2 separate regions of the Homo sapiens genome follow, and region 2 is linked to region 1. Evidence: chromatin contacts called from ENCODE Hi-C or POLR2A ChIA-PET data. All regions are on one chromosome and are shown on one strand. Each heading gives the region's core, a stretch centred on a gene start or an enhancer-like site at or near the end of the contact. The rest is flanking DNA. Distances are from core to core; before and after follow the strand shown. Region 1 overlaps KLF12 (KLF transcription factor 12). Region 2 overlaps KLF12 (KLF transcription factor 12).

What was found. A loop is a pair of places that touch in the nucleus more often than their neighbours do. ChIA-PET counts read pairs that join two places held with the same protein, here RNA polymerase II (POLR2A). Pooled maps may share reads with other maps.
Region 2: a loop to region 1 is called in a map of aorta, with 5 times the contacts of the local background. The contact joins two enhancer-like sites. A Hi-C loop is called at or near these places in 12 of 168 maps with a recorded cell type or tissue (B cell, aorta, cardiac septum and 8 more), 4 of 37 single-sample maps with no recorded cell type and 10 of 50 pooled maps. POLR2A ChIA-PET finds 5 or more read pairs at or near these places in 8 of 52 experiments (B cell, CD4-positive, alpha-beta T cell, OCI-LY7 and 5 more).

What each region holds. Positions count from the first base shown.
Region 1 is chr13:74,059,175-74,065,207 of GRCh38, reverse strand. All of the region lies in intron 1 of KLF12 (KLF transcription factor 12), which reads left to right. Among named protein-coding and RNA genes, the nearest start is that of KLF12, 72 kb to the left of the region's middle. Within about 2 kb of position 2,192, at least 22 of the 41 ENCODE cell types and tissues checked have a DNase peak (open chromatin) inside an H3K27ac peak, as active enhancers do; they include heart right ventricle, where a contact is called at or near this core.
Region 2 is chr13:74,107,294-74,113,326 of GRCh38, reverse strand. The region is part of intron 1 of KLF12 (KLF transcription factor 12); the gene reads left to right. Among named protein-coding and RNA genes, the nearest start is that of KLF12, 24 kb to the left of the region's middle. Within about 2 kb of position 3,055, at least 2 of the 41 ENCODE cell types and tissues checked have a DNase peak (open chromatin) inside an H3K27ac peak, as active enhancers do; they include heart right ventricle, where a contact is called at or near this core.

The DNA.
Region 1 (6,033 bases), core at 943-3,442:
GTGTGTAAGAATCAGATACAGAGTAATATACATATATGCAGATTGTATGTATGAATCAGTAAAATGTGTGTATGAAGCAGATGGAGGATAGTGGAATGTATGTGTATATGAATCAGGATATGGGAGTATAATGTTTGTGTCTATGTATATATGAATCAGAAGCAGAGTACTGAAGTGTGTGTTTTTGTTTGAATTGGGCAGACAAGTATGTGTATGTGTGTACATGTATATTTGTGTATGAGTCAAAAACAGTAGAATAACGTATACATGAGTGTGTGTGAATCAGACTTAGAGTAGTATGATGGGAAGAATGCAGGATGAATAAAACTAACATTGATTCTGAGATAACTTAGTACCTGTGTGACTTTGTGACTTTGTACAAATCACACAGACTTTCTAGACATCATTAGTACAGTGTGAGATTTTTAGATCTAAGGTCCTTTATGGTCTAAAATTTGATGGTTAGTACAGTCAGCATCACAAACTACTCAGCCTATTTCATTCCTCTGTGAATTATTGTGTCTGTAATGACATTTATAATTGACCTTTCAGCATTCAGAATCTCCATTGTGTCTTTGTTTATTAGCCTCTACAGCAGAGAGACATGATAACTCTTAATTTCAGGGTCATGTCTCTGGACTATGTCCAAAATGTCCCTGGTTATTATAATTCTGGACTCCAATGCTTCTTTGGATGTATCATCAACACCAAATTTTGTAAGTCACTGGATTAACATAAACAAAACGATTGCAGCCACCCATGTCTCATTTTGCTAAAGTTATGTGACTTTATAATACTTAATATTGAGTGAGTGAAATCCACGAAGACACTGTTCATGCCTGTAGAAAATCATATGTAATACCTGCTACATGCAAGGTACTAGGCAAATGTTTATGGAATGAACAAATCATTGTATGGTAAAATGCATTTTAAAAATATACAGTTATATATGAGCCTATGTGTTCTCTGAGAATCCCTGTGATGTTTTTCTTGGTGATGGAGAGGGGTGGTTTTCCATCATCACCATTGCAAGATGGCAGTGGTATTTAGATGCTGTTTGTAATGGACAGATAGTGAGAGGAACTGAGGGGTGCTGGGAATAGAATGTTTGTGATTTTTTTCCTCTTTTGGGGACAGGGATATTGCACCCCTTTTAGAGGAACCATCTTAAACCAGTGAACCAAATTATTTTATTAGCTCATGTCTATAGAATCATATGGAAGCTTCTTCTTTGGGCATAAATTTTGTGTCCACAGGGCACTGAAGCAGTTAATCTAAATGCTGTCTTTTGGAATCAAAGGGCAGCTTGGGCACAGCACTGAATTAGGAAACTGGAACATCAGAAAGTTCTAGTTTTCTTGCAGTATTTTTTTGCTAGTATGTGGTAATTACAAAAGGAAGTGAAAAACTATAAGGGAAAATTATAAATACTAAAATAAAATTTGGTAGTCTAATACAGAACACCTTTTTTAGTGCATGAGTACCTTATACTGTAAAAAAAATTTCAAATCTATTTGAGTATTAATCACTAAAGTTTGCTGTGATTACAGGACATTGCCTTTAAAGGCCCCCTGTCATTTTATGCTGAGTACATGTAGTGGTAGTTAATTTTTACTTTGATATTTTCTGTTGACCTCCTTACTTGTGGGAAAGGAGTAAACCTGAGAAATAAGACATTAAAATCTTGGCTGATTATCAGTTATTAATACTATTCTTGAGGAAGATATTTGGCCCTAAGATAAATGAAATATGAAGGTTGTTAAATAAGGTTAATTTACCTAGCAGTTTTGATGTCCTTGAAGGTTAGCATAGGAAATAATAGTGCAGTCTGAATGCATGGTATTGGCTTTAGGGTAGCTCTTTAGTTCAAGCCTCCTTAAAGCATTTTGAAACGTTTGCATTAAGTTTGTGCTGAATTGACTCCCAGAAAGGAGACTTCTTCCAGAGTCAAAATGAAACTAAGTATTCATATTAGAGGATGGTGGGGAGAAAAAAAAATGTCTTCCACTCAGGAGCAGACTGCATTAGAGTTCTGCCAACTGGCCTGTTTGTGAGAACTAGTGAAGTCATCAAGCCTGAGCTATTTTAGCACCCTGACATGGTGCACCGAGGCAGCTGGAGGTGCGGCACAGAGGAAGCTCGGAGAGAGAGGTTTTTCCGAAGCAAAAAATTTTCCTGCTGACTGACAGCATCACCATTTCACACCGGCTGGGGCTCTGACATCTCTGGGAAGCATGAGGGCTTGTGTAATGGCCCACACAGAAAGTGGGTGAAGAGGATCTCTAGCCTTTTCAGGTTATTTCAAGTGGGGTCTCATTGTCAAGGGACCAACCATCCAACAAAATAGGTTCCTGTGGGTTAGGAAAATGGTGATGGTGAAAAGCTGGAGATGAAATCTTTTGTTTCTAGAGCTAGATGGATTTTTTCGTTTTTCTTTTTTAACACAAAAGGGTCAGAAATGCAAAGGATGCCCTTTGCTGACACAGCTCTGTAAGAGATTACAAGCAAAACAAAGACAGATTTATAGATAATTTATCAGCATATTGAAGACAAATTGAATATCATGCTGCACAGTAAATTACTTCAGAACAACCCCAAAGTGGAAGAAAATACTTGTAAATTGCATTTTTAAGCCCTTAAGAACAAGTTCTATCACTTGTTTAAAAAAATTGTTTTGTAACATGAAGTGCATTTTAATTGTCTGACTATGAACTCTTGCCTTATGGGCTCAGTCACTAAAGATGCTTAAGAGAAAAGCATAAATGAATACTTGATTGATCATAAAATCATCTACAGGATGCTGTTTTAACCACTTCCGAAACGATCTAAAAGTGTACACAGCTTCATCCCTTTAGAGACTTAGAAAAAGTCCAGATACATCAACCAAATAGAGACAAATATAGAGAAAATGAGAGACTAAGTTTTGAGTGTAAGAAATTAACTCATTTTGAGCTTCACTGATGAAAAGCAAGATTTTAAAACAAGAGGTGCTCCATGATGAGTCGTTTTTTACAATAAGGAATGAAGCAAAGCAGACACTCTTTAACATGGGTGCACTCAGGGGTCAGGGCTATGAAAGCTGCCAGAATTCAACCCTGATTTAGCAATGAGAAGCCAGAGACAGGAAGCTGCCTTGTTTATTAGAAATAGGGTAACCACAGTCTCAAGACAACTGAGGAAGACTCTGCTGGCACTTTTCTTCTGAAAGCAAGCACTAGTGCAAAAAAACCCCACCAAAGTATGTAGTATAGGTGTTTATATGTGACTAAGGCTTATGTATTCATATATTCTTTTGTTTACTTCTTAAAATTTATGGTTAGAAAGGCACAACTTTTATATTTTTTCCAGTTAAAAGTTTCAGAAAGCTATCATATAACGTCAAGGTATAAAAATCATGTGTGACCTTGATTTCTACAATACTTTACGTATTCAAAGTAGTTGAACCTTTATTTAGGAGGATGCTTCCTTCAAATTAAAGACTTTTGCTCAGAGAGTGCCACCATGTTTCAGTGGGAAAAGGATCAGATTAGCCTCGGGATACTTGGAAGTTATGGCAGAGGTTGCAGAGTAATTTTTCATTATTTGCTAGAACTTGGGACATCATTGGGATTGTTTTTAATCACAGGTGAAGAAACTGAGACCCCAGAGTGTTTTTTTTATCTGTGGTCTCACAGTCTAGGAAGTATCATGGAAATTAGATGGATGAGTCTAATTGAAAGTCACTGTGTGCAATAACTGGCGTGCCACTTTAGAGGGCAATTAGGAAAAACTGTAGTATGCTTATATTAAATTTTTCTGGACCTTGATTTCATCTGTCTTTGGAACTTAGAAGTTTCTTAAGGATCATGAAATTTGTCTTAGTGATTAAAAGCTAGGCTCCAGAACCCACCTATCTGTGTTTGAAACCTAGTTCCTCCCTCAGTGTTACATGACCTAGGCTAAGTTACCTAACATATCAGGGCCTCAGTTTCCTCATTTATAAGATGACCTTATTGATAGAACTTAACCTTAAAGGATTGTTGTGATGTTTTGAGAGAATATATCTGAAATGCCTCATTTGGTACCTCCTACATAAAAAGACCAAAGTTAATGTGAACTCTTGCTATGATGAATGTTACTTTATTGTACAATGCCTCAAGGCCTTGATTCGATAGCTGCATTTTTGTTTGTGTTGAAAGTATTGGACCACACATGGTAACCCAGGGACCAAGGTCTAGACTTAGCCCATGAGATGGTACTATTCCCCTCACCCTTGTCTACTAGAAAATAATTTCTCTTCTGGTAGGAAATAAGTGCTCTATCAATAGTGAAGTGCTTTTTCAGGAGTAAAGTTCAAGAAGTTAAAACCTGTGAATAGAGATCAGTGAACATTTTAGAAAATAGAAAACGACCACTCCTATTCAACAGAGTACTGGAAGGCCTAGCCAGAGCAATCAGGTAAGAGAGAAATAAAAGACATCCAAATTGGAAAAGAGGAAGTAAAATTATCTCTGTTCACTGATGGCATGATCTTATACCTAGAAAACCCAAAAGACTTTTTGGAAAGGCTCCTAGACTTGATAAACAACTTCAGTAAAGTTGTAGGATACAAAACCAGTGTACAAAATTCAGTTGCATTTCTGTACACCAGTAATGTTCAAGCTGAGAACCAAATCAGGAACTCAACCCCATTTACAACACACACACACACACACACACACACACACACACACACACACACACAAAACCTAGGTATACATTTAACCACGGAGGCGAAAGATGTCTTCTTAAGAAGAAGTTCTACAAAACACTAATGAAAGAAATTTTAATTGATACAAACAAATGGATTGGAAGCATCAATATTGTTAGTATGACCAAACTGTCCAAAGTAATCTACAGATTCGACACAATTTCTATGAAAATACCAAAGTTATTCTTCACAGAATTAAAAAAAAATCCTTAAGTTTATATGAAAACAAAAAAGACCACGAGCAACCAAAACAATCCTAACCAAAAAGAGCAAAGCTAGAGGCATCATGTTACTTGAATTCAAATTATACTACAAAGCTATAGTAACTAAAACATCATGGTACTGGTACAAAAATAGATGCATAGATCAATAGAGAAAAATAGAGAACCCAGAAATCAAGCCACATACTGCAACCAACTGATCTTTGACAAAGTGGACAAAAATAAACAATGGGGAAGTGGCACTCTATTCAACAAATGGTGCTAGGAAAATGGCTGGCTTTGTGCAGAAGAATGACACTGGACCCCTGTCTCTCACCATATACAAAAATTAAGATGGATTAAAGACTTAAATATAAGACCTGAAACTATAAAAGCCCTGGAAGGTAAAACTCTTTTGGATATTGGCCTAGACAAAGAGTTTATGGCTAATTCCCCAAAAGCAAATGCAACTAAATCAAAAATAGACAAATGGAACTTAAGTTAAAAAGCCTCTGCACAGCAAAAGAAATAATCAACAAAATAAACAGGCAATCTACAGAATGGGAGAAAACATTTGCAAATTATGCCTCTGATAATAAAGGACTAATAATATCCGGAATCCACACAGAATTCAACAAGAAAAAAAACTCCATTAAAAAGTGGACCAAGGTCATGAACAGACACTTCTGAAAAGAAGACATGTAAGTGGCCAACAAACATGAAGAAATGCTCAACATCATTAATCAGAGAAATGCAAATCAAAACCACAATGAGATATCATCTTACACATGATAATAATTGTCAGAATAGCAATTATTAAAAAGTCAAGAAACAACAGTTGTTGGTGTGGATGCAGAAAAAAGAGAATGCATGTATACTGCTCGTGGGAACAACTAGTTCAACCCCTGTGGAAAGCAGTTTGGAGATTTCTCAAGAAACTAAAAATAGAATTGCCATTCAACCCAGCAATCCCACTGCTGGGTGTCTACCCAAAGGAAGATAAATCATTCTATGAAAATGCTTGCTCTTGTGTGTTTATCGCAGCACTATTCACAATAGCAAAGTCATGGATTCAACCTAAATGTCTGTCAGCAGTTGTCTGGA
Region 2 (6,033 bases), core at 1,806-4,305, 47 kb before region 1:
CGATAGGTTGCTGTTTTGTCTACATTGAAAATCTGTTTGTTTGTTTTTGTTTTTTAGTATATTCACCTTCATCAGTGATTTTAGCTAGATCTTCCGGATAACTTGTTGCAGCTTCCCCATCAGCATTTGCTGCCTCACCTTCTACCTTTATGTTATGCAGATGGCTTCTTTTCTTAAACCTCATGAACCAAACTCTTCCGGCTTCCAACGCAACTTTCTCACCTCCCTTGGTCTTTGCAAAATTAAAGAGAGTTAGGAGCTTGACCTGGATTAGGCTTTGGTTTAAGGGAATGTTGTGGCTGGTTTGAGCTTCTATCCAGACCACTCAGATTTTCTCCGTCATTAGCATTAAAGCTGTTTCGTTTTCTTATTCATGTTTTTGATGGAGTAACACTTTCAATTTTCTTCTGGAACTTTTGCTTGGCATTCACAACTTGGCTCTTTGGCACAAGAGGCCTGGCTTTCGGTCTGTCTGCTTTCATCCTGCCTCCCTCATTAAACTTACTCATTTCTAGTGTTGATTTAAAGTAAGAGACAGGTGATGCTTTCTTTTACTTGAACACTTAGAGGCCTTTGAGGTTTATTAATTGGCCCAATTTTAGTGTTGTTAAGTCTCCGGGAGAGAGATGAAGGAATTGCCAGTTGGTGGAGCAGTAAGAACACACACAACATCTATTTATCAAGTTCACTGTCTTAGAAGGTCAGGGTTTGTGTTGCCCCGAAGCCAGTCCCAATAGTAACATCAAAGATCACAGGTCACCAATACAGATGCAATAATAGAAAAGTCTGAAACATTGCAAGAATTACCAAAATGTGACACATGCTGTTGGAAAAATGGCACTAACAGACATGCTCGACTCAACATTGCCAAAAACTTTTAATTTGTAAAAAAACAAATCAAAACAAAACACACACACACACACACACACACACACACAGACAATATCTGCAAAGTGCAGTAAAATGGAATGTAACAAAATAAGGCATGCCTGTATAAAGAACTTTTTATATTCTGACAGGGTCAGTAAACTTGCGTAAGGGCCAGACAGTAATATTTTAGGCTTTTCTAGCCACATAAGGTCACTGTCATGCATACATATCATACACACACACACACACACAGATGCACACACACACATAAACGTTTATTTAACAGCCCTTTAAAAATGTAAAAACTATTCTTTGGGAGCATGCCTTTCAAAAACAGGCCATGGCTCTGTTTGGTCCATAGGTCATTGTCCACTGACCCCTGTTCTATGGTAATAAGTTGGGTGTTCCTTTTTTCTTTTTGCAGAAGAGTCATGTATTTTTGCTATAAAGAACAGATATTAAATATGAATAACTTAAAATCTGAGCCAAAATATGATTGGTTGAAGCTTATGACTTTCTAGCCTTAAACAAATACTGAACAAATTTAGAAATAGCCAAAAAATGATCTAGTTTTCTGTAATATATTTGCCTTTTTTATAAGTGGAACTTTTAAAAACATATCTTTCACAGGTCTAAAAATAAAGAGGAAAACATCATCTTGAGGATTTCTTTAACTTCTTTAAAATAATACATTTCTGGTTTAGTAACTCATAGTACTTTTAAAAGACCTTTTTTCCCCATTGGCACAAATGTTTTTCAATGTGAGATGTTCTATTGAATTTTTAAAGACACTTAAACAAAAATGTGTTCTTTAGGGTGAATGATTAATTGGACTTTTCAGATTATCTTGTGAAAGAGTTTTGTTACTAGGTTGTGTTCTCCTTTTTCAGTCACAGCTCATGAAACATCCCCAAATGCTTGTAGCTTTAGAATTTTTCAGCAGGTTACATTAGAATTACTTTAAATTCTCTGAAGGTAAATTGATTATAGATATTTTAAAGATTTATTTAATTTTTTAAAAGAAGCCTCTTATAAGGTGATTCATTTTTGATGTCAACAAAACATACAAATTAGGTATTATAAGAACTTTATTGGTACCTTAAATGACAAGAATATTAAGAATATTTCAAAAGTTGTCTTATGATTCAAATTTTCTTTCAGGCTACAGTACAGTACCATCTGTTCTGTTTTTCCTTCACTGAGTACATCAAGTTCAAGTGAATCAATAAAATTTGCTAATGCAAAAGGTTAATTTTTGATATAACTTATATTATTCTTATTATTCTTACTTTTTTTTTTTTTTTGAGACATAGTCTTGCTCTGTCGCCCAGGCTGGAGTGCAATGGTGGGATCTTGGCTCACTGCAACCCCTGCCTCCTGGGTTCAAGCAGTTCTCCTGCCTCAGCCTCCTGAGTAGTTAGGATTACAGGCGCCCACCACCATGCCTGGCTAATTTTTGTATTTTTAGTGGAGACGGGGTTTCACCATGTTGGTCAGGCTGGTCTCGTACTCCTGACCTCAGGTGATCCGCCCACCTCAGCCTTCCAATGTAACTTATATTATTGAAGTCAATTTCAAATACACAACTAGAATACATCACGTCTTCTTGGGCTTCATGTAGTACTCATATCCTATTTGCAGATTACAAACCCTTGAGTTCTTATGTTTAATGTTGTTCTTATCTTTGCTGTATCTCTCACCTCAGTGCCCTCATTTGAGAACAGGGTCCCAAGTAAATTTAACTCAACCGAGACCAACCAGCTGTGATATGATTGGTGAAGTTGGCAAAAAAGAATTTAGAATCCATTTATTTCCAGGACCTGTTTAGTTGCTTACCCCTCTGAGCACTGTACTACCTGTAAAGTAGGAAAAATACCTGTTTTGCATTTGTTGGGAGGGTTACAGAAAAACTCTGTAGAAAGCATCATTTCAGTGTTTGGTATAAAGAAAGGCCAGTAAGATAGTAGATGGTATTGTTATTAGACACTGTTCCTACTCTCAATTCTAGAGGAAGAGACAGAATACATTGGGTTACTATTTGTTATTACAATCTATTGTTAGAACTGTAATTCTTGTAGCAGAGGGAGAGTAATGATAAAGCCATACCAGAGGTTCTAAGAATGATCTGTTGAGGACTGGCCTGTAAGCCACACGTTGATGGGTGGGTTGCATTTGACTGGGTGGAGAAAGAGGACGGGGCTGTCCAACATAGGAAGCAACTTGAGCTCTGGGCGAGGCAGGAAGTGTTGGGTGTGTATAGGGCAGAGGTCCACTCTGGCCAATTTAGCGTACAGAAATGCTTTCTTTGGAAATAGTGCTTTCAAAGACTTAAGCCTACAGAGAAACATGTGACATTTCACTTAAGAAAATCTAGATTTCCAAATTTTCTTGAAAAATTTGAAAATCTTGTAAGCATTGGCTAAAGTTTACTATCCTCTCTTAGTCCCACATCATTTCAATATTATACTTTTTCCTGTTTTTTTCCCCAAAAGTCTTAGCTATGATTCTCACTTCATTCTTCCATTTGACTTTCCTAATTATTTTGTTTCTCTAGAAATGTGATATATACTGCCAGTTTATTAAAAGCTTCTATGTTGCTTTTTAGTAAAAACGGATCGGTTTTCATAATTTCAGTTCTATAGATACTTGATAGTAGTTGCTGTTGTGAATGTTCCCCTTGCTCTTTATATTTCTTAAGTGGTCATTGTTGGTGTGTTCTTGTAGGAAATTTCCATTGGCTTGAACTAACATTTTATCATGTTAAAGAACTGTCTTTTTATTTTTATTTTACTAAGAATTACAATCAAGTATAGATTTACAATTTTATCAAATGCTTTTGGACATCTTACAATTTTCTTCTTTGAAATATTGATGATTTGACATCATGGTATGTTGCTTTTAACTAATACATGAGGAAGTTTCCCATCTTTTCCTGTGTTCTAGAGTACTTCTTACAGCATTCAAATAATCTGTTCTTTTAAAAATTATTACAAAATATATTATCTATTCTTCAAATGTTGGGAAACCTTATATATCTGTTAGCTTTTAAAAATAATCAATTACTTACTCCCCCCAGTGCTCCCTGCACTCCAGCAAAGCTGTTTTGCAGTGATTGATCCAGTTAGGTCTCTTATTTAAAAAAAAAAAAATTGACATTAACACTTACCTTCAATAATTTTCTAGCTACTTTTAAATTTAGTAGCAGAAATTTAAAGATAATATATGTTAAAAATTTCCATGTGGTAGTTAAAAGTGATTCTTAATTTCATATTTGTATTTTTATATCTTCAAAAACTAGTTGATGATTTATCTGTTTTATCAACTTTTTTTCAAATATTTGTGTTTATTACATTTTTGTTTTCGATTGCATTTTCTGTTTCTTTTTTTGAAGTGATTGGATTTTACACATTAATTTCTAGTTAGAAAATCTAACATGCCATTTCTGTGTTTTGGATTTTATGGAAAATTCTTTCTCATAAAATGAATGATTAATTTACATAAATTTTCACATATACTTGACCCTTGAACAATATGGATTTGAACTGTAGAGGTCTACTTATACATGGATTTTCTTCCACCTATGCTACCTTGGGACAAGACAAATTCTTCCTTTTCCTCTTCTTCCTCCTCCCCCTCCTCCTTAGCCTACTCAGTTTGAAGGCAATGAAGATGAAGATCTTTATGATGATTCACTTCCACTTAATCAATAGTAAATATGTTTTTTCTTACGATTTTTTAAATAACTTTTCTCTAGTTTACTTTATTATAAGAATATAGTGTTTAATACACGTAACATACATATAGCAGTGGTGTTAGTCAAGTGTTTATGTCATCAGTAAGGCTTAGGTCAATAGTCAGCTACTAGTATTTAAGGTTTTGGTGAGTCAAAAGATATACGTGGATTTTTGACTCCATGGGAGGTCAGCGCCCCAACTCCTATGACCCTCACCCCCCACATTCAAAGGTCAACTGTATGTTTGAAAATACAGGGTATTTGCTCTTCATATAAAATTTGATATAAATATGTTAACTTTTATTTCTTGCTCTTAAAGAGTTCCATTTAGATTCTTGAAGAAAAATAATATGTAAATGAACATATTTAGAGTTTTTGAAAGAGTTATACAGAAATTGGAGTGAGAATGAAGTGGTCATCTGAATTGCTAATAGTATTGAAAAAGTTTATCCAAAGAGACTCTAAGTAAACAAGAATGATATATGGTTTATTTAGACAAATTATTATTATTATTATTGCTATTGCAGAGAACATAGTCATATACTCAAAGAGATGAGGGACATATGTTAAAATAAATTTGAAAGAGCCTTTTAATGATCTCTATTGTGAGTTATAATACATTCACTTCCTTGTGTGGAAGATGAATAATGCCACAGTGAAGAAGTAAAGTAGTAAAAATAATGTGACTTAATAGTACATTGAAAACTTAGCCAGCATTTGCATGGAATGGAAATTAAAGGACCATATGTACAGTATATAAGCCTAATCTTTGTTACTAAGACAAATTGTCTAATGTCGTACCTCAAGACTAAATATTTTTGCTTTCACAGTTGCTTAAAACTTTGTAAAGATCAATTGTCTCGATCAGTTGTTGGCACTAGAATCTAAAGGTCATTTTCCACTTTGTGTTTCTTCTCTTTGCTCTTCATCGATTCCTGCTCTGACCCAGTTGAGGTGCACATTTTTTCCAGGATAGGGCAACCCTTAATGATTTGTCTTGGCTTCCCCTGATTTTTACTTTCTGCTATGTGGTTTATTTCTCTGCCTTTTATTTCAAGGATAGAGCCACCCTTAATGGTTTGTCTTGGCTTTCCCTGATTTCTAGTTTCTAATATGTAGTTTATTTCTCTGCCTTTTAGTCTTTATATTGGTTCACATGTGTGCGCATGCGCACAAATACACACACGGTGAGAGAGACCTCACATTTAAGTAAGTCCAACATACAATGATCTAAGAAAGTGAAGAGTTAACTTTCCTTTTTACTTTTATTTCTGTAGAGATATTGTTACCTTGAAATTCAACCTATTTCTTTATTTTAACTTAGTGACATTGCTGTTTCAAATTTTGGTTGGAGAGTTTGGAGTAGAATTGATTGCATAGGGACCCTACCCTAGAATAGTTAGAAACCGAACTGGGAATACATGTGTGCC